Linked DNA regions of Homo sapiens: region 1 is linked to region 2. Evidence: read pairs that join two places in POLR2A ChIA-PET (ENCODE). Cell type or tissue: OCI-LY7. All regions are shown on one strand. Links, peaks and the distances in the headings refer to the core of each region. The heading gives the core; the rest is flanking DNA.

Region 1 (15,414 bases), core at 5,369-10,368, 520 kb before region 2:
GCACCCGCCACTATGCCCGGCTAATTTTTTGTATTTTTAGTAGAGACGGGGTTTCACCGTGTCAGCCAGGGTGGTCTTGATCTCCTGACCTAGTGATCTGCCCTCTCGGCCCCCCAAAGTGCTGAGTGCTGGGATTACAGGAGTGAGCCACTGCGCCCGGCAGGCCTTGTATTTTTTTAAATAAAGTTCCAGATGTAATGCTGAGGGGCACCTCCAGTTGAGGGCGAGTCCCAGAATGGCACCAATTTGGAGATGGATTTAGAAAGAGTCATCTCAAAGGCCTAGAAAACTACTCATGTTATTCTATGTGCTCCCTAAATATGTAGTGAAGATGGAGTCGGCATTTTTTTTTTTTTTTTGAGACTGAGTCTTGCTCTGTTGCCCAGGCTGGAGTGCAGTGGTGTGACCTCAGCTCACTGCAACCTCCACCTCCCAGGTTCAAGCAATTCTCCTGCCTCAGCCTCCCAAGTAGCTGGTATCACAGGTGCCCGCTACCACACCTGGCTTTTTTTTTTTTTTTTTTTGTATTTTTAGTAGAGATGGGGGTTTCACCATGTTGGCCAAGTTGGTCTCGAACTTCTGACCTCAAGTGATCTGTCCGCCTCGGCCTCCCAAAGTGCTGAGTGCTGGGATTACAGGAGTGAGCCACCACACCCAGCAGGCAATTTTTTTTTTTTAATAGAGATGGAGTCTCGCTATATTGCCCATGCTGATCTCAAACTCCCAGACTCAAGGGATCTTCCCACCTTGCGTTCCCAAAGTGCTGGCATTACAGGCATGAGCCGCCATTACTGGCCTCAGAACACCACTTTAAAGACCATGTGCTGGGTCAGGGGAGGTGGCTCACGCCTGTAATCCCAGCACTTTGGGAGTCCAAGGAAGGCAGATCACGAGGTCAGGAGATCGAGACCATCCTGGCTAACACAGTGAAACCCCGTCTCTACTAAAAATACAAAAAATTAGCCGGGCATGGTGGCGTGTGCCTGTAGTCCCAGCTACTCGGGAGGCTGAGGCAGGAGAATGGCATGAACCCAGGAGGCGGAGCTTACAGTGAGCCGAGATCACACCACTGCACTCTAGCCTGGGTGACAGAGTGAGACTCCGTCTCGAAAAAATAAGTAAATAAAATTAAAAAAAATAAAGACCATGTGCCTACCTCCCAAGAGTTTAGAGAAAAGTACCTCCTCAGTGATGCCAACTGAGGGATCAAATTCAACCTAAGCTGGATAGACATTCTTTCTGGGATAGCCTCGTATTGTAGCCATTCCTTTGATACGCTTCTGCACAGTGTCCTGGCTACTGGTCTGCATCCTACCTGCCATGTTCTCACTTCATTATTGAAAACCCTCTTCAAATGGCGGCTCTCTGGCTGGACATGGTGGCTCACACATGTAATCGCAGCACTTTGGGAGGCCAAGGCAAAAGGGTCACTTGAGCCCAGGCATTTGACACCAGCCTGGGCAACATGGTGAAACCCTGTCTCTACAAAAAATACAAAAATTAGCTGGGCATGGTGGTGCATGCCTGTGGTCCCAGCTACTGGGGAGGCTGAGGCAGCAGCATCATCTGAGCCTGGGAGGTGGAGGCTGTAGTGACCCCCAATTGCACCACTGCACTCCAGCCTGGGCAACAGAGTGAGACTCTGTCTCAGAAAAATAAATAGGCCAGGTGCAGTGGCTCACGCCTGTAATTCCAGCACTTTGGGAGGCCGAGGCAGGCGGATCACCTAAGGTCAGGCGTTCGAGACCCAGCCTGGCCAACATGGTGAAACCCCATCTCTACTAAAAATACAAAAAATTAGCCACGTATGGTGGCACGTGCCTGTAATCCCAGCTACTCCGGAGGCTGAGGCAGGAGAATCACTTGAACCCGGGAGGCAGAGGTTGCCATGAGCCGAGGTCATGCCATTGCACTCCAGCCTGGGCAACAAGAGCAAAACTGTCTCAAAATAAATAAATAAATAAATAAATAAATAATCTCATGAGATAGTTACTATTATTTATCTCTATATCTTAGGAGAAGACATGAAAAAACAGAAATGCTAAGCAGCTAGCAAGCTATAGAACCAGAGTTTGCTGGCTCTAAAATGCAGGCTCTTTCTAACTCACTATGATGTGACTTTAATCAGGCAAAAAATATAATCCTTTTTGAAATTTATACATATGAGGTCGGATGCGGTGGCTCACGCCTGTAATCCCACTACTTCGGGAGGCCGAGGCGGGTGGATCACCTGAGGTCAGGAGTTCGAGACAAGCCTGGCCAACATGGCGAAACCCTGTCTCTACTAAAAATATGAAAAATTGCCAGGCGTGGTGGCTCACGCCTGTAATCCCAGCAGTTTGGGAGGCCGAGGCGGGTGGATCACAAGGTCAGGAGATCGAGACCATCCTGGCTAACACAGTGAAACCCCATCTCTACTAAAAATACAAAAAATTAGCCAGGCATGGTGGCGGGCGCCTGTAGTCCCAGCTACTCAGGAGGCTGAGGCAGGAGAATGGCGTGAACCCAGGAAGCGGAGCTTGGATCGCGCCACTGCACTCCAGCCTGGGCGACAGAGTGAGACTCCGTCTCAAAAAGAGAAAAAGAAAAAAGAAAAATTAGCCAGGCGTGGTGGCAGGTGCCTGTAATCCCAGCTACTCAGGAGGTTGAGGCAGGAGAATCACTTGAACCCGGGAGGCAGAGGTTGCAGTGAGCCGAGATTGCACCACTACACTCCAGCCTGGGCAACAAGAGTGAAACTCTGTCTCAAAAAATAAATAAAATAAAATAAATATTACTCTGGTAAAAGCGTAAAAGAATTTGGCCCAGACATGGTGACTCATACCTGTAATTCCAGCACTTTGGGATGCCGAGGTGGGTGGATCACTTGAGGTCAGGAGTTCAAGACCAGCCTGGCCAACTTGGTGAAATCCTCTGTCTACAAATAATACAAAAAATTAGCCAGGCGTGGTGGCATGCACCTGTAATCCCAGTTACTTGGGAGGCTGATACAGGAGAATAGCTTGAATTTAGGAGGCAGAGGTTGCAGTGAGCCAAGATATTACACCACTGCACTCCAGCCAGGGAGACAGAGAGAGAGAGAGACTCTGTCTCAAAAAAGAAAGAAAAAAAAAAAAAAAAGCTGGGCCTGGTGGCTCACGCCTGTAATCCCAGCACTTTGGGAGGCCGAGGCGGGTGGATCACCTGAGGTCAGGCATTCGAGACCAGCCTGGCCAACACGGTGAAACCCTGTCTCTACTAAAAAATACAAAAATTAGCCAGGCGTGGTGGAAGGCACCTTAATCCCAGCTACTTGGGAGGCAGAGGCAGGAGAATCGTTTGATCCCAGGAGGCAGAAGTTGCAGTGAGCCGAGATCAAGCCATTGCACTCAAACCTGGGGAACAAGAGCAAGACTTCTCTCAAAAAAAAAAAGGAAGAGTAAGGGTGTGGCAGTTGGCTGGGCGCGGTGGCTCATGCCTGTAATCCCAGCACTTTGGGAGGCTGAGGTGGGCGGATCACCTGCGGTCAGGAGTTTGAGATCAGCCTGGCCAACATGGTGAAACCCTGTCTCTACTAAAAATACAAAAAAATTAGCCGGGCGTGGTGGCACATGCTTGTAATCCCAGCTACTCAGGAGGCTGAGGCAGGAGAATCGCTTGAGCCTCGGAGGCAGTGGTTGCAGTTAGCTGAGATTGTGCCACTGCACTCCAGACTGGCCAACAGAGCGAGACTTTGTCTCAAAAAAAAAAAAAAGAAAAAAAAAAGGGTGTAGCAGTGGCAAGCAGGTAAGCAGAGTGGTATGAATGATGGGTGAAGGCAAGACACGAATAAGAAGACTACTGTCTCCTTATTCTGTAGTGATCAGAATAAATGTTAGGACCTGAGCCAGGAGGGTGGCAGGAAGGATGAAAAATAGAACACAAATTGAGGGGCGGGGGAAGGAGACAGAACGATCAGGATTGAGTGACTTAAATCCTGGCCCTTGAGGCATGCCATGGAGAGGCTGGCTTGCTCCATGCTCTGTGTGTGTAACTAGTGTTGGGAGTCAGGGGCTGTGGTGATTTAGGCCAACTACAGAGAAAAGCAAAGGCAACTTACCATTTTATTGCTGATCTTCATACTTACAAGATCATACAGGAAATGCACAGGGAGCTTGGAGGGAACAGCTGTTGAGATTGCCGGAGTGGTGTGGGGAACAGGCCTACACAAACAGTACCCTGAGCCCCCACTGTCTTTCTGGCTACCCATGGTGGTGCTGAGAAAGTAACTATGGCACTGGTAGCAGACTCTCAACTTCAAAGGGAGCCATTTGAGCTTCAGCCCTTGAGTTTCCTTGGGAAACTCAGTAGTCAGGGTCCCTCCGTGGCTGACACAGCAATCAGTAAAAAGCAACTGGAGGCCGTGCATGGTGGCTCATGCCTGTAATCCCAGCACTCTGGGAAGCCAAGGTGGGCAGATTGCTTGAGCCCAAGAGTTCAAGATCAGTCTAGGCAATATAGCAAAACCCCATATCTACAAACAAAACAAATAGAATGAGCCTGTTGGTTATTTGAGGGCAATTGTTCTCAGGCCAGAGTAAACCACTGGGGTTACTGGATTTATCGTGCATATAGAAACTCTTGGGAGAAAATAAACCATCCATTAACTACAAAATGGAGTTCCAGCTATTTCATTTAAATCAGGGATCCCCAACAGGTACCGGTTCTGTCCTCAGCCTGTTAGGAACTGGGCTGCACAGCAGGAGGTGAGCAGAGGGGGAGCCAGCAAAGTTTCACCTGTATATAGAGCCGTTCCCCATCACTTGCATTAATGCCTGAGTTCACCCCCTGTCAGATCAGTGGCAGCATTAGATTCTCATAAAAGCATGAACCCTATTGTGAGGGATCAAGGTCATGTGCTCCATATGAGAATCTAATGCCTGATGATCTGTCACTGTCTCCCATCACCCCCAGATGGGACTATCTAGTTGCAGAAAAACAAGCTCAGGTCTCCCACTGATTCTACATTATGGTGAGTTGTATAATTATTTCATTATATATTACAATGTAATAATAATATAAAATACACAATAAATGTAATGTGCTTGAATCATCCCAAAACTATGCCCCCCAACCCACCACATGTCTGTGGAAAAACTGTCTTCTGTGAAACCAGTCCCTGGTGCCAAAAAGGCTGGGGACCAATGATTTAAATACCTTAAAAGATGGCCAGGAGCGGTGGCTCACGTCTGTAATCCCAGCACTTTGGGAGACCGAGGGGGGTGGATCACCTGAGGTCAGGGGTTCAAAACCAGCCTGACCAACATGGTGAAACCCCGTCTCTACTAAAAATACAAAAATAAAATTAGCCAGGCATCGTGGCAGTTGCCTGCAGTCCCAGCTACTCAGGAGACTGAGGAAGGAGAATCGCTTGAACCCCAGAGGTGGAGGTTTCAGTGAGCAGAGATTGAGCCGCTGCACTCCAGCCTGGGTAACAAAGCAAGACTTTGTCTCAAAAAAACAAAAGAAGAAATTACTTAGGCAAATAGTAAGGGTACGGAAGTCCTGGATAAGGTTTTCCTTTATTTATTTATTTTTTTTTGAGATGGAGGCTCCCTCTATTGCCCAGGCTGGAGTAAGGTGGTGCAATCTCAGCTCACTGCAACCTCTGCCTCCCAGTTTCAAGCTATTCTTCTGCCTCAGCTTCCCAAGTAGCTGGGATTACAGGCATGCACCACCACGCTCAGCTAATTTTTGTATTTTTAGTAGAGATGGGGTTTCACTATGTTGGCCAGGCTGGTCTTGAACTCCTGACCTTAAGTGATCTGCCTGCCTCAGCCTCCCAAAGTGCTGGGATCACAGGAGTGAGCCACCGCGCCCAGCCAAAGTTTTTCTTTTAATGAAAAGCAGCCCCCAAGACCAGCCTAGCCAACTGGTAAAACTCAGTCTCTACTAAAAATACAAAAATTAGCCGAGCATGGTGGTGGGCACCTGTAATCCCAGCTACTCAAGAAACTGTGGCAGGAGAATCGCTTGAACCTGGGAGGCAGAAGTTGCAGTGAGCCGAGATGGCGCCTTTGCACTCCAGCCTGGGTAACAAAAGCAAAACTCCATCAAGGAAGGAAGGAAGGAAGGAAGGAGGGAGGGAGGGAGGGAAGAAAAGCAGCCCCAAATCATTTTCCTTTCTAACAAAGAGCAGTCTATGAAATAGAGCTGCAGACATAGATGCCGGCAGTTGTGCTAGTCATGTTCAAAATGGCAGTTCCATTTTCCCTTCTCTGCCAGCCCTGTACAGTAAGGAGCAGACAAGATGGCTCCAACCAAGGGGAAAGTTCCTTTGCATAATAAGATTAGGGTGGGGACGCCAGCCTTCCCTGAGAGCTATGTAGACATCATACCTGATGGAACCAATCTGTGAGCCCTATGTAAATCAGACACCTCCAAAAAATCTCCAAAAAATCTCATAATGTTTTCAGAAAGTTCACGAATTTGTGTTGGGTTGCATTCAAAGCCATCTGGGGCTGCAGGTTGAACAAACTTGCCCCAGTTAGTGAGTGACATATAAAGTTGAGGGAATGATGGCAGGAAAAAATTAAAAAGCTTAAGAGGGGCTATCAGTTGAGGTCTTATAGGCCATGTAAGAATATATCATTATTCACTGTAATCCATTGATTCTAGAATATTGAGACATTATTTCTTTGAATATTCCATTTCATGTTATTCTCTGCTGCTAAACCACTGTTGGGCATATGTTAGCACCAGGCATGGTGGCTCCCACCTGTAATCCCAGCAATTTGAGAGACAGAGGCGGACAGATCACTTAGGCCCAATAGTTTGAGACCAACCTGGGCAACGTGGCAAAACTCCGTCTCTACTAACGATCTGTAACACTTACTTTCTTGTGGACTCAGCTGTGCATTGAAAAGAATGTGAAGGCTGGGCATGGTGGCTCAGGCCTGTAGTTCCAGAACTTTGGGAGGCCGAGGTAGGTGGATCACTTGAGGCCAGGAGTTTGAGACTAGCCTGGACAACATGGCAAAATCCCATCTCTACTAAAAATACAAAAATTAGCTAGTCGTGGTGGCACACACCTGTAATCCCAGCTACTAAGCAGGCTAAGAAAGGAAAATTGCTTGAACCCAGGAGGCTGAGATTGCAGTGAGCCAAGATCGTGGCCGTTGCACTGCAGCCTGAGTGAGAGCTAGACCCTGTCTCAAAAAAAAAAAAAAAAAAAAAAAAGAGATAAGAAGAAATATAGCAAAACAAAAAGAAATTAGCACACAAAAAGGCCTTAGGAGTCCTCCCTTGAAAGAAAATTCCTGCAAGATATGTTTCTTTTCAAAGGAAAAAAAAAGTTTTCAGCCTGGGCAACATGGAGAGTTCCCATTTCTACAAAAACAATGTAAAAATTAACTGGATGTGGCCAGGTGCGGTGGCTCAGGCCTGTAATCCCAGCACTTTGGGAGACCGAGGTGTGTGGATCACCTGAGGTGAGGAGTTCTAGACTAGCCTGCCCAATATGGCGAAACCCGGTCTCTATTAAAAATACAAAAATTAGCCGGGTATGGTGGCGGGCACCTGTAATCCCAGCTATGCGGGAGGCTGAGGCCGGAGAATCGTTTGAACCCGGGAGGCGGAGGTTGCAGTGAGCTGAGATCATGCCACTGCACTCCAGCCTGGGCAACAAGAGTGAAACTCTGTCTCAAAAAAAAAAAAAGAAAAAAAATGGGCTGGGTGGATCACGAGGTCAAGAGATCGAGACCATCCTGGCCAACATGGTGAAACCCCATCTCTACTAAAAATACAAAAATTAGCTGGGCGTGGTGGCGCACACCTGTTCCCAGCTACTCAGGAGGCTGAGGCAGCATAATCGATTGAACCCGGGAGGCAGAGGTTGCACTCCAGCCTGCTGACAGCGCGAGACTCGGTCTCAAAAAAAAAAAAAAAAATTAGCTGGACGTGGTGGTGTGCACCTGTGGTCCCAGCTACTTGGGAGGCTGAGGTGTGAGGATTGCTTGGGCCTGGGAGGTGGTGGCTGTAGTGAGCTGTGATCACGCCACTGCACTCTAGCCTAGGCAATGGAACAAGACCTTGTCTAAAAAAAAAAGTTTAAAAATACTGTCTTTGTTTATATAGAGAGAGAAATATGAAAAATTCACTGAAGACTGATATTCTTAATACTATCATATTTGTACAGTGTTGTAATTCAATTTAAAGTGACTACAGTTGTGATCATCAGAAAGCATTCCATGCATATGGGAGTAGCACTTGACCTTACACAGCCGACTCACCATTACCAGTTGTTGCAAAGCAGGGACATATCTAGCTTCTGCTGAACATGCAGATATACTAAAAGTGCCATGGGCTTGCACAGTAAGGCTAGAGTTACAGATCTTTGCTTGAGGTCAGTCCTGTGGGGGAAGTAGGAAAGAGGAAGTAGGATTAAGACTATTTGGCAGCAGATAAAGAATCTCTTCTGCAGTTAGGAATTCTTTATTAAACTTGAGGGTATAGACAAGATCAATTCCCCACCTCCAAGCATCAACAAGGACCCTTTGGTATCTGGACACCTTCCATCTCAAAGTGTGATTCATATATCAAATTTTGGTGATATGGACTCAGGCCAGGGTGATGCTATGGCCGTGCTGAATTACTTGACCCAGCTCTTTTTACCTGCAGTTGCTAGAACCCAAGTGCTTTCATGAGGTCAATGAAAGGATCAGATAGGTATTAAACTATTCCTAGCTCTTTTATTAAAATTGCTGTATAACAAAGAGTATATTCTTGCTTTTACTCTGCAGTGAGGTGGGGAAAACAGTGGACTAAAAATCTCACATCTCTTATACAAGAATGTTCATTGCAGCTCTATTCACAATGGCCAAAATCTGGAAATAACCCAAATGTCCATCAACCCGTGAATAGATAAATAGATCGTGGTATATCCTTACAATAAAATAATGCTCAGGAACAAATGCTTACAAATACAACAGCATGGATGAAATCTGAAAACATTATGCTAAGTTTTTGTTTTTGTTTTTTTTGAGACAGAGTCTTGCCCTGTCGCCCAGGCTGGAGTGCAATGGTGTGATCTCAGCTCACTGCAACCTCCATCTCCCAGGTTCAAGTAATTCTCCTGCCTCAGCCTCCCAAGTAGCTGGGATTACGGACGCACACCACCACACCCAGATAATTTTTTTGTAATTTTTAGTAGAGATGGGGTTTCACCATGTTGGCCAGGCTGGTCTCGAATTCCTGACCTCAGGTGATCCCCGTAAATCGGCCTCCCACAGTGCTAGGATTACAGGCCTAAGCCACCAGGCCCGGCCCACATTATTCTAAGTTTTAAAAGCCTTACACACAAGCATATATGTTGTATACTCTTTAAATTTCACTTATCCTGTCGGCTCTCCTTATCCATAGGTTCGTCATTCATGGATTCAACCAACCACAAATACAAAATATTCAGGCCAGGTGAGGTGGCTCATGCCTGTAATCCCAGAACTTTGGGAGGCCTAGGCAGGCAGATCACCTGAGGTCAGGAGTTTCAGACCAGCCTGACCAATGTGGAGAAAACCCGTCTGTACTAAAAATACAAAATTAGCCAGGCGTGGTGGCGCATGCCTGTAATCCCAGGTACTTGGGAGGCTGAGGCAGCAGAATCGCTTGGACCCAGGAGGCAGAGGCTGCAGTGAGCTCAAATCATGCCATAGCACTCCAGCCTGAGCAACAAGAGCGAGACTCCGTCTCAAAAAAAAAAAAATTCAGGAAATAAAAACAAAGCAGTTGGGCATGGTGGCTCAGGCCTGTAACCCCAGCATTTTGGGAGGCTGAAGCATGTGGATTGCTTGACCCCAGGAGTTTTGAGACCAGCCTGGGCAACATGGTGAAAACCCATCTCTACAAAAAATACAAAAAGTAGCCAGTCGTGGTGGCCTGAGCCTGTGGTCCCAGCTACTGGGGAGGCTGAGGTGGTAAGATCACTGGAGCCTGGGAAGTTGAGGCTGCACAGAGCCGTGATCACACCACTGCACTCCAGCCTGGGTGACAGAGCAAGACCCTGTCTCAAAAAATTAAAGTTAAAGTTTAAATGTAAACGTAAAGGCCAGGCGCAGTGGCTCACACCTGTAATCCCAGCACTTTGGGAGGCCTAGGCGGGTGGATCACGAGGTCAGGAGATTGAGACCATCCTGGCTAACACAGTGAAACCCCGTCTCTACTAAAAATACAAAAACTTAGCTGGGCGTGGCGGCGGGCTCCTGTAGTCCCAGCTACTGGGGAGGCTGAGGCAGGAGAATGGCGTGAACCTGGGAGGCGGAGCTTGCAATGAGTCGAGATCACGCCACTGCACTCCAGCCTGGGCGACAGAGCCAGACTCCGTCTCAAAAAAAAATAAAATAAATAAATAAATGTACATTTAAATTTTAAAAAATCTTTAATCTGGCCTGGTGCTTTGGCTCACACCTGTAATCCCAGCACTTTGGGAGGCTGAGGTGGGCGGATCACGGGGTCAGGAGATCGAGACCATCCTGGCTAACACAGTGAAACCCTGTCTCTACTAAAAATACAAAAAATTAGCCGGGAGTGGTGGCACGTGCCTGTAGTCCCAGCTACTCGGGAGGCTGAGGCAGGAGAATTGCTTGAACCCGGGAGGCGGAGGTTGTAGTGAGCTGATATCATGCCACTGCACTCCAGCCTGGGGGACAGAGCGAGACTCCATCTCAAAAAAAAAAAAAATGTGTAATCTTCATTTATTTATTTAGAGAGGGTCTCCTTCTGTCGCCCAGTCTCCCTCTGATGGCCTGCTGGAGTGCAGTGGTGCCGTCTTGGCTCAACACAACCTCTGCCTCTGGGATTCAAGAGATTCTGGTGCCTCAGTCTCCTGAGTAGCTGGGATTACAGGCGTGCACCACCACATCCGGCTAATTTTTGTATTGTTAGTTGAGACAGGGTTTTGCCATGTTGCCCAAGCCAGTGTCCAACTCGTGACCTCAAGTGATCTACCTGCCTCGAACTCCCAAAGTGCTGGGATGACAGGCGTGAGCCACCATGCCAGGCCTAAATATTGTATTTAAAGGAAAATTAAAAAAAAAATACAGCTCAATAGCAAGGCAAAAAAAAGATTGTTTAGAAAAACAATTTTAAAAAATACAAATAAAACTCAATACAGTATAGCAACTATTTAAATAGTATTTGCATTGTATTTGTTATTATAAGTAACCTAAATTTGATTTAAAATCTATGACAGGGGCCAGGCATGGTAGCTCATTCCTGTAATCCCAGCACTTTGGGAGGCCAAGGCACATGGATCACTTGAGGTCAGGAGTTAGAGACCAGCCTGGCTAATATAGCAAAACACCACCTCTACTAAATACAAAAATTAGCTGGGTGTAGTGGCGGGTGCCTGTAATCCCAGTTACTCAGGAGGCTGAGACAGGAGAATTCCTTGAACTCAGGAGGTGGAGGTTGCAGTGAGTCGATTTTGCGCCACTGCACTCCACCCTGGGGACCAAGTGAGACTCCGTCTCCAAAAAAAAAAAAAAAAAAAAAACAGAAAAAAGGATATGGGAGGAGGTACATCTAGTATATGCAAATACTAGGCCTCTTATATAAGGAAGTTGAGCATGCGAGGATATTTCGTGTCCATGCAGCTCTGGGAACCAATCCCCAGCAGATACTGAAGGATGACAGTATGAAGTTTCAGAACAGGCAAAATTAACTTGTTGGATTCATTCACCACTTTCCCATTGCTCATGGCACACTAGTGTCAACCTGAAATAATCAAAAGGATCAGAATCCACCTTAAAGACTTTATTCGAGCAAAAAATTGGAAATAGCCACTTGGGAGACAAAGGCTACAGGAAAATGGGGTCAGTGTTCTAAAGTTAAAAGTTAAGTTTCTTTCTTTCTATTTTTCTTTAATTTTAATTTTATTTATTTATTTTTTTTGGAGACAACATCTCGCCCTGTTGCTGAGGCTAGAGTGCAATGGTGCAATCTTTGCTCACTGCAACCGCCGCCTCCCGGCTTCAAGCGATTCTCCTGCCCCAGCCTCAGCTGGGATTACAGGCACGCTCCAACACACCTGGTTAAGACGGGGTTTCACCATGTTGGCCAGGCTGGTCTCGAACTCCTGACTTCAGATGATCCACCTGCCTCGGCCTCCCAAAGTGCTGGGATTACAGACATGAGCCACTGCGCACGGCCTTATTTTATTTTTTGAGACAGAGTCTTGCTCTGTCGCCCAAGCTGGAGTGCAGTGGCACGATTTTGGCTCACCGAAAACTCCACCCCCGCGTTCAAGTGATTCTCCTGCCTCAGCCTCCCAAGTAGCTGGGATTACAGGCGCCTGCTGCCATGCCCCACTAATTTTTTGTATTTTTAGTAGAGATGGGGTTTTCCCATGTTGGCCAGGCTGGTCTCAAACTCCTGATCTCACGTGATCCTCCTGCCTCAGCCTCCCAAAGTGCTGGGATTACAGGCGTGAGCCACCGCGCCTGGCCAGTTTTTAATTTTTTTTAAGAGATGAGATCTTACTATATTGCCCAGGCTGGTGTCAAACTCCCAGGCCCACAAGATCCTCCTGCCTTGGCCTCCCAAAGTACTGAGATTACAAGCATGAGCCACTGCACCCTGCCTTTAAATTCCTTCTTACAAAGACAGAAGAAAACAAGTTTAGTAGGATTATAACATTTTATATACTAGCCTGGTTTATGAATTACAACAATTTAATTAGTTATAGTTTACTTTTTTTCCCATATGGCTTGTTTTCTTTTTTCTTGCTTTTCTTTTTTTTTTTTTTTTTTTTGAGACGGAGTCTCGCTTCGTCGCCCAGGCGGCTGGAGTGCAGTGGCGCGATCTCGACTCCCTGCAAGCTCCGCCTCCCGGGTTCAAGCCATTCTCCTGTCTCAGTCTCCTGAGTAGCTAGGACTACAGGCGCCTGCCACCGCGCCTGGCTAATTTTTTGTATTTTTAGTAGAAACGGGGTTTCACCATGTTAGCCAAGATGGTCTCGATCTCCTGACCTCGTGATCCGCCTGCCTCGGCCTCCCAAAGTGCTGGGATTACAGGCGTGAGCCACTGCGCCCGGCCGCTTTTCTTTTTTTTTTTTTCTTTAGACAAAGTCTCACTCTGTTGCCCAGGCTGGAATGCACTGGTGCAAACTTGGCTCACTCCAACCTCTGTTTCCCAGGTTCAAGCAATTCTCCTGCCTTAACCTCCCAAGTAGCTGGGACCACAGGTGGTCTGCCACCACACCCAGCAAATATTTGTATTTTCAGTAGAGACGGAGTTTCACCGTATTGGCCAGGCTAGTCTGGAACTCTTGGCCTCAAGTGATCCGCCCACCCTGGCCTCCCAAAGTGTTGGGATTACAGGCATGAGCCACCACTCCCAGCCTGTTTTCTTTTCTTTGTGCTAGTTTTCATTACCTTTCCAATTTAAAAGAATGTACTTAACATTCCATCTTAAGAGGATGTGATAGCCATGAAGTCTTTGTGTGAGAAAAGTAAGAGGGAAGTTAATCTATAATGAAGATTAACTGTGAAGAGGGAAGAGGTCTGCCCTGGCCCTTTTAGTCCTTTGCAGTATTTTAAAAACAATGTAGATAAGGAATAAGAATAATCTATAATCAGAGAAACAAAGTTTCTAGTTGCCTAGGTAACAGCTGCCTGTCACATGATTCAGGCCTTATAATCTCTCTCCTTTAAGGCTCAAAATAATTTACAGTTCCAACATGCTAGATTTTAAATTTATTTTCACAGTAGCTACGCTAGCTTTTTTTTTTTTTTTTTTTTTTTTTTTTTTTTTGAAACAGAGCCTCGTTCTGTCTCCCAGGCTGGAATGCAGTGGCGCGATATCGGCTCACTGCAAGCTCCGCCTCCCGGGTTCACGCCATTCTCCTGCCTCAGCCTCCTGAGTAGCTGGGACTACAGGCGCCCGCCACCACGCCCAGCTAATTTTTTTTTTTTTTGTATTTTTAGTAGAGACGGGGTTTCACCGTATTAGCCAGGATGGTCTCGATCTCCTGACCTCGTGATCTGCCTGCCTCGGCCTCCCAAAGTGCTGGGATTACAGGCGTGAGCCACTGTGCCCGGCCTTTTTTTTTATTTTTTTATTTTTTTGTTCTTTGAAGTTAACAAGTACTTTCCTACCTCAGAGCCTTTTGTTCTGCTATTCCCCCAAAATAGGTTATTCTTTCTTCCCCTTTTAATCTGGATTACTACCCCAATTTAGACATCCTGTTTTTCAAGGAATCTTTCTGGTTAGCTCTCTTGCACTTATTTTTTGTCATAATTATACTAATTATAAATAAGTAATAATTGGTAAGTTTACTTGTTAGGGGCCTATTCCACCTTAGACTGTGAATTCCTTGATGTGCAGGACTATTTACATCTATTTAGTGTTCTACTCCCAACCTCTGTCAGCATTTTTGAAAGTATAGTGGGCGGCCGGGCACAGTGGCTCAAGCCTGTAATCCCACCACTTTGGGAGGCCAAGGCAGGTGGATCACCTGATGTCAGGAGTTCGAGACCAGCCTGGCCAAGACTGTGAAACCCCATCTCTACTAAAAATACAAAAATTAGCCAGGTGTGGTGGTGGGGGCCTGTAATCCCAGCTACTCAGGAGGCTGAGGCAGGAGAATTGCTTGAACCCAGGAAGTGGAGGTTGCAGTGAGCCAAGATTGTGCCACTGCACTCTAACCTGGGCGACAGAGCAAGACTCCATCTCAAAAAAAAAAACTAGCCGGGCGTGGTGGCGGGCACCTGTAATCCCAGCTACTTGGCAGGCTGAGGCAGGAGAATCTCTTGAGCCTGAGAGGCAGAGGTTGCAATGAGCTGAGACATTGCCATGGCACTCCAGCCTGGACAACAGAACAAGATTCCATATCAAAAAAAAAAAAAAAAAAAAAAAGAAAAGAAAAAAAAGAAAATATAGTGGGCAACTAATAAATATTTATGGATTAAGCCAACAGTCAAATGAAAGAATCCATGTTTCCATCTTCTCATTTTCCAAAAATTTGGTGATCTTTGGTCATCTTCTCATAGGGCAACAATTTTATAATATTATTTTCCATATAGAGAATGAAAAGATAGTCTCAATTAGCCAGGCGTGGTGGCACACACCTGTAGTCCCAGCTGCGCAGGAGGCTGAGGCAGGGGAATCCCTTGAATCCAGGAGGCAGAGGTTGCAGTGAGTTCACTGCACTCTAGCCTGGGGGACAGAAGGAGACTCTGTGTCCAAAAAAAAAAAAAAGGAAAGAAAGAAAGAAAAAGAAATACATTGCTATGGTCCAGAAACGGGGGACAACTCAAAGGGGTGGGAGGGGGCGCTTACAGGCTATAGGTGAATTTGAACATTTTCTGGTTAACAATTGGTCGAGTTTGACTAAAGATTTGAGATTGATAGAAAGGGAATGTTCAGGGTAAGATAAAGATTGTGGAGACCAAAGTTCTTTGG
Region 2 (15,414 bases), core at 4,778-9,777:
AGTCCCCAGATGGCTTCCTGTTCACTCATAATACGTATAGTACAATAAAGTCTTATCTATTGTGTTTCTTAACCATGTGGTATGCATGCAGTGAGGGATTCCTCTATGGGTCTTTCTCTTTTTTCTGAGACGGAGTCTCACTGTCTCGCCCAGGCTGGAGTGCAGTGGCGCGATCTCGGCTCACTGCAAGCTCCACCTCCCAGGTTCACACCATTCTCCTGTCTCAGCCTCCAGAGTAGCTGGGATTACAGGCGCCCGCCACCACACCCGGCTAATTGTTTGTATTTTTAGTAGAGATGGGGTTTCACCATGTTAGCTAGGATGGTCTCGATCTCCTGACGTCTTGATCCGCCCGCCTCAGCCTCCCAAAGTGCTGGGATTACAGGCATGAGCCACCGCGCCCGGCCAGCAAAACAATTAATATTATACGGAAAGTTATTGGGCTTAAGATCTCTGGCTACATTTACTTCCCTGATGATGATTCTTCAAGCTTCAGCCGGTGCATAGACTAGTCAGCTTCTGGAGTGACTAGAGCAGGTCTGCTGTCTCTACTGGCAGCTTAGTTTTGTCGCAGGCTGAGTCGGGTCGGGTGGTCTGGGTCCTGGTGGCTGATCTACCGGTCTTGGGCCGCCAGTTTCAGCAGACTGTGGTGGATCTTAGGCACGATTCTCGCAACTTTAACAGCAGTGGGAGTGGACAAGATTACAGTATGGGGCCTATCTCTTATGGGTCCCAAAGTGGTTGGATTCCAATTTTTTAACCTAAAGAAAGTCCCCAGGTTTAAATCGGTGTGCTGGGTCTGTTAGACTTAACAGGTATTCTTTCATGTACCCAGCTATGAACTGTTTACATGGCTATCCCTAAGCCTGCATTTGCTTTCTCAAAGTTAGTTTTCCTAGCTCACGGAGATCACCTCTAACTTGACCTATGATTAGGGATGGCCGGCTAAACAAAATCTCACAGGGCGAATACTCAGTTTGTTTAGTGGGGGTGCGCCTGACTCAGAGGAGGACCATGGGCAAGACTTGATCTAATCTCAGATAAGTCTCCTGGCAATATTTCTTCAGTAGCTGCTTGAGTGTCCATCCAGTTCATGCACTCCACTTTTCCTGAGCTTTGTGACTGGTAGGCCTTGTGTAATTTCCATTTTATTTTTAACAGCCGTGTTAGATCTTGAACTATTTCAGCTACAAATGCCAGTCCATTGTCTGACACTAGAGTTAGAAGCAGTCTAAATCTGGGAATAATGTCTCTTATCGGTACTTTAGTTACTTCCTGCGCCTCTTCTGTCCGGGTGGGGAAAGCCTCAACCTACCCTGAGAAGGTGCAGATGAACACCAACATGTACTGATAGCCTCCTGCTTGGGGCAGCTCGGTAAAGTCCAGAAGCAAGTTTTCACAAGGTGTGGCCTCTATTTCTTGAATTCCTGGGGGCCGGGTAGGCCCCTGCAGAGGGTTGTTCTGAACACAAGTTAGACATTGTTCACAAACGGCTCGGGCAATGGCAGTGAGTCGTGGCACACAGAAATGGAGTCTAAGTAGTGTCTCTAATGCCATTTTTAAAAAATATGAGTTATTTGATGGAATTGTTTTTACAAACTTAGGGGCTACCATTTCAGGAATGGCTAGCCTCCCATCTGAGAATTTCCACCATCCTCCTTCAATGTAATTTCTGGCTTCTTGGGCAAATTAGGCCCGTTTCATTTGGAGAATAATTTGGGACCTCTGGCAGGGGAGGCTCTGGGAGGAGAGGCAAAGCTAGGATCTCCTCTTTACAGTGCGGGGTAGTCATTGCTGACCGTTTTGCCTCCTTGTCTGCTTTTCTGTTTCCTTTGGCCTCTAGTGTTCCTGCCTTTTGGTGCCCTTTGCAATGCATAACGGCTACTTTCTTTGGAGCAGCCCATATAGCATTTAAGAGCTGTAGAATTTCTTCTTTGTACTTTCTTTGCCCCCTACAGTTAAAAGTCTTCTTTCTTTATATATAGCTCCATGAACATGTAATGTAGCAAAGGCATACTTATAATCCATGTAGACATTGACTATTTTTTTTTTTTTTAGACGGGGCTCGCTGTGTCACCCAGGCTGGAGTGCAGTGGCGCCATCTCGGCTCACTGCAACCTCCGCCTCCCAGGTTCACACCATTCTCCTGCCTCAGCCTCCCGAGTAGCTGGGACTACAGGCGCCCGCCACAACACCCAGCTAAGTTTTTGTATTTTTAGTAGAGACGGGGTTTCACTGTGTTAGCCAGGATGGTCTCGATCTCCTGACCTCGTGATCCGCCCGCCTCAGCCTCCCAAAGTGCTGGGATTACAGGCGTGAGCCACCGTGACTGGCCAGACATTGACTTTTTTTGTCTTTTGCTAGCAAAAGGGCTCTTGTCAGGGCTATTAGTTCTGCCTTTTGGGCTGATGTTCCGGTGGGCAGAGACTGTACCTCTGCTGCTGAGTTTAATGTTACTACTGCATACCCGGCTTGTCAGATCCCTTCCAGTACAAAACTGCTTCTATCTGTAAAGTATTCAACATCTGGGGCCCTGAGGGGTTGGTCTGTAAAATCTCTCTGGCTTGAGAACACCTTATCTACTATATCTCCACAGCAATGAAGGGGGCCTCCTGGTTCTGACCCTACTACTACCAGTGCCTGATTTACAGCCAGCCCTGGTGAGTTATCTTCAGCCTATACTCCAGGAATTTTAGTAAGTAACCGATACATTTCATTTACTCCTGGTTCTGGAGTCTTTTTTGCATATAGTCTCCAGTCCTCAGTCTGTGGGACAGTAAGGGTTAACATCATGGCCTTCAGCTCAGTTAGGCTCAAAGTCATACTTCCTTGTGGCCCAAAAGCAATCTGTACTTGGAGTTTTTGGAGTAGGTCTCTTCCCAGCAAAGGAACTGGACAATTTGGGAGGTATAGGAATTCATGTTGGACCTCTCGTCCTCCTATAACACACCTCCTTGACTGACAGGCCTTTTCTCTGAGACTCTAGTGGCTCCTACAATAGTTGTATAGTTCGTGATTAGTGGCCCTATAGGTCAGGTCACTACTGAGTGTTCAGCCCCAGTGTCTACCATAAAGTCCATTAGCTGGCCCGCAACTTCTAATGTGACTATTGGTTCCTGGGGGCCTAAAGAGAAGGAGCCCAGTCTGTCCCAGTCTTCATATCCTTCAGCCCCTGCCAGCCTGATTAGATCAGTATCTAGTTCCCCCAGGGTGCGGCAGCCCTTGGCAGATGGTCTCTTCATACCATGGCCCTGACTACTCTCCTCATTACCTTCTGGACACTCATCCTTCCAGTGTCCCTTCTTTTTGCATCATGTACATTGATCTCTCTCTAGCCTCGGCCGGCTCTCAGATCTCTGCCTAACTTGACCTCTTCCACATCCATGTCCACGTCCACATCCTCTTAGAATACTAGTTTCCCTTTCTACGAGGGCTGCCGCTAACAGATCGGCCCTTTTCTCAAGCCTCTGTTCTGCTTCCTTCTTTGCCTCTTGGTCACGGTTAACATACACCTCAGTGGCCACCTCTATAAGCTGGGTGGCATTCGTGCCTGTAAACCCTTCTAATTTCTGCAGCTTCTGTTTGATGTCACCCTGGGCTTGTCCTACAAATGCTGTGTTCACCATGTGCTGATTTTCAGCTGCTTCAGGGTCAAACGGAGTACAAAGCCGGAATGCCTCATACAGTCTTTCATAAAACTGGCTAGGGCTTTCATCTGCTCCCTGGAGCATCTCTGAGATTTTCCGTATGTTGATTGCCTTTTTCCCACCATTTCTCAGCCTTTGCAGGATTGCCTCTTGGTACCTCTGCAGGTGCTGAAACTGGGTTACATCATTTGGGTCCTCGTGTGGGTCTGCTTCTGGGAGGTGGCCTTGAGCATATGCCTGAGCGTTCATTGTGCCTGCTGGTACATTTGCTTCAAGCCAGTGGAGGGCTGCCTGAGTTATCCTCCGGTGCTCCTCAGTATTAAACAGCATCAGGAGGAGCTGTTTGACATCTGGCCAAGTTGGATTGTGTGTTAGGAAGATGGACTGCACCAGATCTATAAAGGCCTGAGGTTTTTCTGTGCAGGAAGGGGTATGGTGCTTCCAGTTTAGGAGATCAGTGGTTGAAAAAGGCTGGTAAATGAAGGTTCATTCCCTTCCCTGGATTTGACCTTGTTCATTATAATAGAGGGGGGTCCTCTTTTTTACCTGAGAGGCATTTGCATAACCTGAGTGCGGCCATGAGTAGATATAGGGGAATTGGTCCAGGTGTCCCGGCTGTCCTCCGACCCCAGTTACTACCCTAAATACATGACCAATTGCTTCCCTGCCACTCTTGCGTCCTGGGTTGGTTAGGGTGTAAGTTTCCCCAACATTTACGAGCCATTCTCTCATCCTGTGTCGGACTACTAGTTGCACCCTGGAAGGTGATCAGGCTCCCCTTCCCTCCTTATGGGACAGGTCCTGCCTTGGGCCCCAATACCTTACCGTGGTCCTGAAGTGCACTGACCCTGGAATCGTCCTATACCCCTTAGGTTCCGTTGCACTGTCAGCGAAGGGACACTGGGTCGCAGGAGAGCTGATCTCCCCTCCGGGTTGAAGTTCTCCTGATGGCACACCTGGGGTCACAGGTATCCCGCCAGTCTGGGGCTCCAGCCCCACAGGCAAAGGAGACAGCAAACCTGTCATCTCCTCTCCCGGCTGGCTCACCAAAATGTTGTAGGAATCAGAGGACCAAAGAGACCAAATGGGTGTTACAGGAGGATTTTTATTAAGGTGTATGCTGGCTCAGTGGATTCATATCCAAAAAATTGAGGCCAGAACAAAGACAGGGCTCAATTTTTATAAGAAAGCTTACAGAAGCAGAATAAAGACAGTTAATGAAACAGTGACAGGTCTCGTAATCTCTAGCATAGCTTGTGACCTTGCAGTTGCATTGAAGGAGAAACAGGAACTTCTAAAACTTGCAAAATATTTATGGGGAGGTGGTAAAGGGCTAAAAGAGGAATTTTGTTTTTCTTATCCTTATGTTGGGGAGTGCTGGGAGAGCCTCCAGAGCACATTCCTTTTGGGTTCTGACTTCTTAGATAGTGTTATCAGGACCTTGCCTGCACCTGGGCTCTGTCTGTTACTGCTTTTTGGGATGAGACAACCTAATACAGGAAAACGTGTCTTTCTCTTTTAGTTTTTATTTCTTCTTTCTCTAATTTCTGCCTCACTATGGGAGGTCGAGAAGGGAGGATCACTTGAGCCCAGGAGTTCAAGACCAGTCTGGGCAACATAGTGAGATCTCTACAAATAATAGAAAAAAAATTAGTGAGGAGTGGTAGCATGTGTCTGTAGTCCCAGCTACTCAGGAGGCTGAGGTGGGAGGATCACTTGAGCTTGGGAGGTCAAGGTTGCAATGAGCCGATTTGTGCCACTGCACTCCAGCCTGGGTGATGCAGCAAGATCCTGTCTCAAAAAAAAGGTTAAAATGGTAAAAGGAAACATTGAGGTGTTTTTTATTTTTGTAGTCACTTTTTTTTAACTTAAAAATTTTATTTATTTATTGTGTGTGTGTGTGTGTGTGTGTGTGTGTGTGTGTTTTTGACAGAGCTTCACACTCCTGTTGCCCAGGCTGGAGTGCAATGGTGCAATCTCGGCTCACTACAACCCCCGCCTCCTGGTTCCAGCAATTCTCCTGCCTCAGCTTCCCGAGTAACTGTGATTACAGGTGCCCGCCACCGTGCTTGGCTAATTTTTGTATTTTTAGTAGAGATGGGATTTCACCATGTTGGCCAGGCTGGTCTCAAAGTCCTAACCTCAGGTGATACACCTGCCTCAGCCTCCCAAAGTGCTGGGATTACAGGCATGAGCTACCACACTCAGCCGATTTTTTGTGCTTTTTTGAGATAGAGTCTCACTTGCCCAGGCTGGAGTGCAGTGGCACAATTGCAGCTATCACATTATTTAAAAAAAACAACAAAAAAAGGCCAGGTGCAGTAGCTCATGCCTATAATCTGAGCAGTTTGGGAGGCCACAGTGGGTGAATTGCTTGAGCTCAGGAGTTTGAGACCCACCTGGGCAACATGGCAAGACCCCATCTCTGCCAAAATGACAAAAAAAAAAAAATAGGCAGGTGTGGTGGTGGGGACCTGTAGTCCCAGCTATTTGGGGGGCTGCGGTGGGAGGATCACTTGAGCCAGGGAGGTTGAGGCTGCAGTGAGCCAAGATTGTGCCACTGCACTCCAGCCTGGGCAACAGAGTGAGATCCCATCTCAAAAAAAAAAAAAAAAAAAAGGCCAGGCACTGTGGCTCATGCCTGTAATCTCAGAATGTTGGGAGGCCAAGATGGGCAGATCATGAGGTCAGGAGATCAAGACCATCCTGGCTAACACAGTGAAACCCCATCTCTACTAAAAACACAAAAAAATAAGCCAGGAATGGTGGCGGGCACCTGTAGTCCCAGCTACTTGGGAGGCTGAGGCAGGAGAATGGTGTGAACCCAGGAGGCGGAGCTTGCAGTGAGCTGAGATCGCACCACTGCCCTCTAGCCTGGGTGACAGAGCGAGATTCTAGCTCAAAAAAAAAAAAAAGGCATGAACTTTGTTAGTCACTTTTTAGAGACTTATCCTAGCTTTCCATAGCATGTGGTCCCCAACTAGCTGTTATCATCACCACATACTGGGAGTGTGTTCAAGTTTTAGACCAAAAACTCAGGAAGAAATATATCATTAGTGTTTGCCTTGCAAAATAATATGTATAAGCAGAGGATAAGTTGGATACAGTGACCGCTTGCTCCCTTCTTCCCTTCCTTTTTCTTGAATACAGACATGTAAGAGACTACTCACTAGATAATGCTAGTAACATGGGAGATTATTTTAGGTGCATATATATCTTTCTTAATTTTAATAGGCATTTATTTTACGGGCATTAGAATAAACATAATTTATAAATTGCATTAGCATATAAACTTGGATGCTCCAAGAGGGACCCAATATTATAGTGTGTTAAGCAGAATAGTAATGTATTTCTCTCTCACACAAAAGTCCAGGTAGGTGGTCGAGGGCTGGAAAAGGCCCAAGCCTTCCTCATCTGGTCGCTCTGCTGTCCTTGACACAAGTCTCCCATCTCATGTCCAGGATGGCTGCTCCCACTCTAAGCATCATGTTTTCATTCTAGCCAGCAAGGAAAAAGGAAAAGAGGAAGGGAAAGGTACCACCTGCTCTTTAAAAGCAGATTCAAAAATAGCAGCCCCAGCTGGGCGCAGTGGCTCGCGCCTGTAATCTCAGCACTTTGGGAGGCCAAAGCTGGCGGATCACTTCAGGTCAGGAGTTTGAGACCAGCCTGGCCTACATGGTGAAACCCCATCTCTACTAAAAATATAAAAAATTAGCTGGGAGTGTTGGCGCGTGCCTGTAATACCAGCACTTTGAGTCGCCGAGATGAGTGAATCACTTGAGTCCTGGAGTTCCAGACCAGCCTGGGCAACATGGTGAAACTCTGTCTCTACTAAAAACACAAAAATTAGCTGGGCATGGTGGTGCGTGCCTGTAATCCCAGCTATTCAGGAGGCAGAGGCACGAGAATCACTTGAGGTGGAGGTTGCAGTGAGCCCACATCGCATGACTGCACTCCAGCCTGGGCGACAGAGCGAGACTCTGTCTCAAAAACAAAACAAAACAAAACAAAACAAAAACATCTCCTGCTATTCCTCTTTCAAGTTTCTGTATTAAATTTAACTGGAAAGTATCCAGACATTCCAAGATGAGGTGTTTTACCATTTTTAAAAATTATTTACTATTTTTTTCTTTTTAAGCTATGCTATTAACTGAAATTTACTATTATTTAGCTATATTAGAATTGTTCTCAATACTGTGCAACCAAAACAAATAAGTAGACTCTTGAGGCTGAAGACAGCAACTGTTATCCATAAATCCCAATTTTGCATATGTATCAAAATTGCTTCATTTTACTTATTCCCTATTTTTATTTACAGAGTAAATGTTACAAATCTGAAACTTTAACATACACTGCTAATAAAATGCCATTTTAATTATTTTACATTGAAGTTCCATGAGATTTTTATTATATTTATTATTTATTTTTAAAATTGAACTTCACCCTTTTGTAACAAAAAATTAAAAATTTTTGTTGACTCTGTTTGAACACAACAGACTAGGAACTCTTCCCTAGACAGTGTTAGAGAATTGGCAAGAAATGTCACCAGCAACTTTTAGAACTTTCCGGTGGTCCACACTCGGCCAAATCATCTTCAAAAAGGAGGCTCAAATCAGGCCCGGTCCTGACCCCCAGGCACAGACCCAGGGGACCGCCTCCGAGACATCATGTTTCTTGCCAATCCGGGTCAACTTCCTGATGGTCTATCGCATGTGGGAGCAAAGGGACTTAACAGTCACTCTTCCACAGTTTAATTGTTTTGTCATTTTCTAGCGCGGCAGAGGTGATGATGTTTTCTGTTGGGTGACAAGCTGTTGAGGTCACAACATCTGTGTGGCCTTCTAATTTCTGTACAATCTCTTTCGTCTGAAGTTTCCAGATGTAAAGAAGGTTATCCTCCGAGCCAGACACAATCCACTTCCCGCCAGTAACAGAGAAATTAGCAAATATGCAGTATTTCTCGTTCTTGTGGCCAGTGTATGTCTTCAGGCACTTCCCCTTGCTGTAGTCCCAGAGCTTGAGTGTTGCCCAGCGTGGCAGCCACGATGTATCCACCCTTCGGGGAGAGCTTCACGAAAGACACCAGGGGTTGTCATCATCAGTGAGCGTTTTCAGGCACTGGCCTGAGGCTGTGTCCCAGATGTGACAGAGACCATCATAGCTACTTGAAACTATCAAGAATCCATCACGATTAAAATGAATGGCCGAGACTGGATCGGAGTGAGCTAGCAGTCTTGTGGCACTTCCCTGTTTTCACAACCCATATCCTCACACTTTCATCAAAGGATCCTGAGACAGTAAGGCTGGACTGGGGATTGAAGTTACAGCAAAAGACATAATTACTGTGTCCCTTCAGGGTTTTCAGACACTTTCCCGAGCTCACGTCCCGTATCTTCAAGGTTTTGTCATCTGAGGCGGAAACAAAAAGGTTAGAATCTGACGACCAGGCTGTGACCAGACGGTTTTCTCAAATTTCCCATCATATGAGTCCCCCAAATTTTAATGAGTTTATCAGCAGATGAACTTGCCAGCCACTCTCCATTCGGGCTGAATTTCACGGAGGACACTGCTTTGGTGTGGCCAGCAAGGGTGAACTTTAGAGAGCATAGTTTGGCTTCACGGGCGTAGGCTTGCTCTGAGTGGTGGATGACGAAGGGGTCGGCTGTGCTCTCGTTGCCTCGGTCTCGGGCTTCCTCTCCTCCATCGCCATGGCTCTGACGCTGGCCGCACAGGGGACGTGGACGGAGGGTCCTGATGACAGAGGCAGTCTGCCGGGCTGCTGCGGAGGGCCGGGCGCTCGGGGCGTCGGCGCATCCTCCCTGGGCGGGAGCGCGGCCTATTCATTTATTTTTTTTGAGACAACAGTCTCACTGTGTTGCCCATGCTGGAGTGCAGTGGTGCATTTTCGGCTCACCGCAACCTCTGCTTCCTGGATTCAAGCGATTCTTGTGCCTCAGCCTCCTCAGTGCCACAGGCACGTGCCACCACACCCAGCTAATTTTTTATATTTTTAGTAGAGATGGGGTTTTGCCATGTTGGCCAGGCTGGTGTCAATTCCTGATATCAGGTGATCCGCCCGCAACGGCCTCCCAAAGTGTTGAGATTATAGGCGTGAGCCACCGCGCCGGCTGAGAATTTTATTTCACCAAATGAGTCTCCTGCTAACAAATGTTTACCTGCCATTGGCCTACACTGTGCAAAGGGCCTAACTATTAGATAATATCTAGAAATGTCACAAAATTAGCCTGAAAAGTAATCCATTTTTTTCCTGTAAAATAAGTTAAGGTAGCTTGAGATGTTTCTATTTTAAGTTGGTAGGGTTAGGCCCGGTGGTGGCTCACAAATCCCAACATTTTGGGAGGCCAAGGCGGTCAGATCGTTTGAGGCCTAGAGTTTGAGACCAGCCTGGCCAACACGGCAAAACCCCATCTCTACTAAAAATACAAAAATTAGCTGGGCGTGATGGTGTGCGCCTGTAATCCCAGCTACTTGGGAGGCTGACGCAGGAGGATCACTTGAACCCAGGAGGCAGAGGTTGCAGTGAGTTGAGATCGCGCCACTGCACTCTAGCCTGACAGAGTGAGACTGTCTCAAAACAAAAGAAAGTTGGTAGGGTTAAATTTGCATCCCAAAATTTACTAGCATCTATAAAGACATACATTACTTTTTTTTTTTTTTTTTTTTGAGGAGTTTCACTCGTTGTCCAGGCTGGAGTGCAATGGTGTGATCTCAGCTCACTGCAACCTCTGCCTCCCAGGTTCAAGGATTCTCCTGTCTCAGCCTCCTGAGTAGCTGGGATTACAGACATGCGCCACCACACTTGGCTAATTTTTTAATTTTTAGTAGAGACAGTGTTTCACCATGTTGTTCAGGCTGGTCTCAAACTCCTGACCTCAGGTGATCCACCTGCCTCGGCCTCCCAAAACGTTGGAATTACAGGCATTAAGCCACCATGCCCGGCCCATGCATTACTTAAAAAAATTTTTTTTGAGACACGGTCTCTGTCACCCAGGCTGGAGTACAGTGATGTGATCTCAGCTCACTGCAACCTCTGCCTGTCAGGTTCAAGTGATTCTCCTGCCTCAGCCTCCCAAATAGCTGAGATTACAAGCATGTGCCACCACACCCAGCTAATTTTTTGTATTTTTGGTAGAGATGGGGGTCTGACTGTGTTGCCCAGGCTAGTCTCAAACTCCTGAGCTCAACTGATTCACCCGCCTCAGCCTCCCAAGGTGGTGGGATTACAGGCGTGAGCCACCACACCTGGCAAGGATGTGCATTACTTTTATAATACTGGCTCGTTATAAGAATTCAAAACAGAATTGGCTATCCACTTTACATATTTTACAACATGGCCACCTAAAAGTGTCCTTTTAGATATGCAGAAAAAGTAGAAAGGCAGGATTCAGTCAAAAGATGAATCTGAGTTATTAGTATTTTGGAAGGAAATTCCTTTCTCAGGCCTTTACCATCATATAATACAACCAATGTGAGAAATGAAAGGAATAGGGCATGTGGATTTAGCAAGCTACTATACAAATAAGGGTTAATATTTCTAGGTTCTATTTCCATGTCTTAGGCAGCATTATGGCCTTGGTGTTTTCAGAGGGACTAAATGTAATCAGCATAAAACTATTTTGCAGGTTCTGAAGTAGTCACACCAATGTAAAAAATCAACATTTACTTTTTTTTTGAGACAGTCTCACTCTGTTGCCCGGGCTGGAGTGCAGTGGCACGATATCGCCTCACTGCAATCTCTGCTTCACAGGCTCAAGTAATTCTCGTGCCTCAGCCTCCCAAGTAGCTGGGATTACAGGCACCTGCCAACACACCTAGCTAATTTTTTTATTTTTAGTAGCAATGGAGTTTCACCAGGTTGGCCAGGCTGTTCTCAAACTCCCGACCTCAGGTGATCTGCCCACCTCGGCCTCTCAGAGTGCTGGAATTACAGGCATGAGCCACCACATCTGGCCAACATTCACTCTTAAGCCTTTCTAAATTATTCCAATATTACAAGGACAAATGCTAATCTGATGAGTTTCAATCTACGTTGAATGAATGCTAAAGTTGAATGAAATGCTAAACTGATGAGTTTCAATCTATGTTGACTGTTTCATCACAGTAACATAAATGAAGTTTTTATTTTTCATAAATGAAATGTAATGATGTTAACAGTGGATTGGAAAATCTTCTGGAAGTTTTTGGGTTTTTTTTTCAAGACAGAGTCTGGAGAGCAGTTGTAGCGCCCAGGCTGGAGAGCAGTGGCACCACCTCAGCTCATTGCAACCTCTGCTTTCCAGGTTCAAGTGATCCTCTCACCTCAGCCTGAGTAGCTGGGACTACGGGTGCGTGCCACCACGTCTGGCTAATTTTTTGTAGAGATAAGGTCTCATCATGTTGCCCAGGCTGGTCTCGAACTCCTGGGTTCAAGTGATCCACCCGCCCTGGCCTCCCAAAATGTTGGGATTATAGGTGTGAGCCACCATGCCATGTTTTTAATGCATTTTAAAATTATGTTAAAAGAAAATTCTTACAAAGATATTTTAAGATTACATCACAGCAAGCAACTGTTTAATTGGGACAAAGAAGATACACTAAAAGCCAAATGAATTACTGTAATTAAATTTGTACAGTTTATTGACTTTTTTTTCCTTTTTATTTATTTGAGATGGAGTTTTGCTCTTGTCACCCAGGCTGGAGGGCAATGGAGCGATCTTGGCTCACTGCAACCTCCCCCTCCCAGGTTCAAGTGATTCTCCTGCCTTAGCCTCCCGAGTAGCTGGGATTACAGGCACCCACTACCACGCCTGACTAATTTTTGTGTTTTTAGTGGAGACAGGATTTCACCATGTTGGCCAGGCTGGTCTCGAACTCCTGACCTCAGGTGATCCACCCGCCTTGGCCTCCTAAAGTGCTGGGATTACAGGCGTGAGCCACTATGCCTGGCTATTGACATTTTTTTTTTTAAGCAAAGAGGTGGGGCACATCCACTGCAGTCCAGGCATTCTGGCACCACCTCTGTTATTAACTGGAATCAAATTTTAAAAATTTCTGTGATCTTGAAGGTCTTGTTGAAGTTTTAGAGGTCTTTTGTTTTTCTTTTAGCCACTAGATTTTTCAGGAAAAATTCACCTATTTAGGAAAAAGGAAAACACATTAATATCAATTTAAAGTAAATAACAGTGAGACAACTATTTCAGAATTATATTTTTGGTGTTCCCCCTTTAAAGAAGACTTTTGTATTTATTGGCACTTCTCTCTTCTCAAACCTCAATGGCAATATTTTTCTAACCTAAATATCCCCTATTATCTTTGGCCTTTCTCCCCAGCAATAATGACTAGAGTCTCCTACTATTATTCTTTCTAGTAAGCCAATATTACAAAGGGTGACCCTACTGTATATATGGGTCTGCACATTAATTCTACTTTATGTGCACTATCTATCCCTCATCACTGTCAAAGTATTGCTCTTGGCAAAATTCATTTCCAAGAGCAATTTTGCTACATTATTAGGCTGGATCTGATGTTTATAAAACAGATCTCGTTGCAGCTGAGCAGACGCATCTGATGGAATCTCTTTAGCTTATTCCCCTCTAGGGAAGCAAGAGCTCTTCATTTGTAATGGGCTTTCTCCCCACCGCCTGAGTTGTGCCTACGCAATAAGTTAGCAGCTTAGAGGGCACATTCTCTTTTTAGGCCATTAGTGTTCCATTTAGTCTATTGCTCTTACAGCATGACTCAATGCTTATTGGTAGAGTGCAGCACTAGAGGCCTGATTTTATGAGGAGTCTGATTAACTTCTCTTTGTCATCTTACATATGAGTAGAACTGTGATGAGTCTATCTACATATAATCTCTGCAAATCCCAAGGCTCATAACCCAGCCAAGTAATCCATGCTGCTCCATACCTCCTCCAAATGTCGTGGGAGTAGCACCAACTTTATCAGACCCTAATCCATCATTTTAGTCTAATGCTCATCATATACCAGAATCTGATCTTTTCCTGGTAATTTAGAAAGCATCAGAAAGTTCATAATTTACTTCCTTTTATGTTAGAAATTTTTCTTTAGCAAAAGAAAAACTCCTTTCAAAGGACATTACTCTAACCATTCTAGAAGCTGATAGTGGTTCTATCCTTCACATGTATTTTTAGCTTGCCAGCAGTGCTGCTTGAAGACTAAATCACTTACAATTACTGGTTTTCAAAGTCCCCACATTCTGTCACTCAGTGCTGAATCAAATTCTTGGGTTTTCAAACTATGATGAGCTACTAGTTCATTAAAATGTTTTAAATTACTATTTTTATTTATTTATTTTTGAGACGGGGTCTCATTCTGTCACCCAGGCTGGAGTGCAGTGGCACGATCACAGCTCACTGCAGCCTCAACCTCCTGGGCTCAGGTGATCCTCCCACCTCAACCTCCTGGGTAGCTAGAACTAGAGGTGCCCACCACCACCCAGCAACTCAGCCACCCAGCTAATTTTTGTATTTTTGTAGAGATGGGGTTTTGCCATGTTGCCCAGGCTGGTCTTGAACTCCTGGGCTCAAGTGATCCACCCGCCTCGGCCTCCCAAAGTGCTAGGAGTACAGGCGTGAGCCACTGCACCCGGCCTTAAATGTCTTTATAGGAACTAGGAACATACAGAATATTACTAATACTGGAGCATTAATTTTTTCAAATAGAATTTGTCTAATTTAAACATATTTAAGATTTAGACCCCAATATATAAAGCAATCATTTAAAACATCACCACTTTAGATAAAAAAAAAAAATACCTAGTTTATTTATTTATTTACTTATTTATTTATTTTTGAGACAGAGTCTTGCTCTGTTGCCCAGACTGGAGTGCAGTGGCATGATCTTGGCTCACCACAACCTCTGTCTCTCGGGTTCAAGCAATTTTCCTGCCTCAGCCTCCCAAGTAGCTGGGACTACAGGCACACACCACCATGCCCGGCTAATTTTTGTATATATATTTTTTCTTTTGGAGACAGAGTGTTGCTCTTTCGCCAGGCTGGAGTGGAGTGGCAGGATCTTGGCTCACTGCAACCTCTGCCTCCCAGGTTCAAGCTATTCTCTTGCCTCAGCCTCCCGAGTAGCTGGGACTACAGGTGCGCAGCACCATGCCCAGCTAATTTTTGTATTTTTAGTAGAGATGGGGTTTCACCATGTTGGCCAGGATGATCTCAATCTCTTGACCTTGTGATCTGCCCACCTCGGCCTCCCAAAGTGTTGGGATTTCAGGCATTAGCCACCACGCCTGGCCAATACCTAGTTTATTTTTAAAGAGACAAGGTCAGCCGGGTGCGGTGGCTCACACCTGTAATCCCAGCACTTTGGGAGGCCCAGGTGGGCGGATCACAAGGTCAGGAGATCGAGGTCATCCTGGCTAACACGGTGAAACCCCGTCTCTACTAAAAATACAAAAAATTAGCCAGGCGTGGTGGCGGGCACCTGTAGTCCCAGCTACTCAGGAGGCTGAGGCAGGAGAATGCCGTGAACCTGAGAGGCAGAGGTTGCAGTGAGTCAAGATTGTGCCACTGCACTCCAGCCTGGGCGATGGAGAGAGACTGCATCTAAAAAAAAAATAATAATAATAAAATAAAAAATAAAGAGATGAGATCTCACAATGTTGCTCAGGCTGTATTTGAACTCCTGGGCCCATGCGATCCTCCTGCCTCGGTCTCCCAAGAAGTTGGGACTATAGGCACACACCACCACACCTGGCCTAGCTGTTTCTTTTTTTTATTTTATTTTTGAGACAC

Evidence for each region. Peaks named below come from ENCODE experiments on the same cell type or tissue, not always from the same donor. Only the 100,000 strongest peaks of a DNase experiment are listed, where the experiment ranks them.
Region 1: POLR2A ChIA-PET joins it to region 2 with 7 read pairs; 2 of 35 experiments call an interaction of 5 or more read pairs at or near these places.

What each region holds. Positions count from the first base shown.
Region 1 is chr4:39,997,076-40,012,489 of GRCh38, reverse strand. No RefSeq gene overlaps it. Among named protein-coding and RNA genes, the nearest start is that of PDS5A, 27 kb to the right of the region's middle. RefSeq lists enhancers at 10,970-11,483, 11,484-11,999, 12,000-12,513, 13,151-13,655. In OCI-LY7, for the core only: no CTCF peak of the experiment used is centred there; a DNase peak (open chromatin) is centred at 8,349.
Region 2 is chr4:39,474,428-39,489,841 of GRCh38, reverse strand. It overlaps LIAS (lipoic acid synthetase), which reads right to left. Exons shown (of 11, transcript NM_006859.4): 11 at 10,336-12,779. The coding sequence ends at 12,727. It also overlaps the pseudogene WDR5CP. Among named protein-coding and RNA genes, the nearest start is that of LIAS, 23 kb to the right of the region's middle. In OCI-LY7, for the core only: no CTCF peak of the experiment used is centred there; no DNase peak of the experiment used is centred there.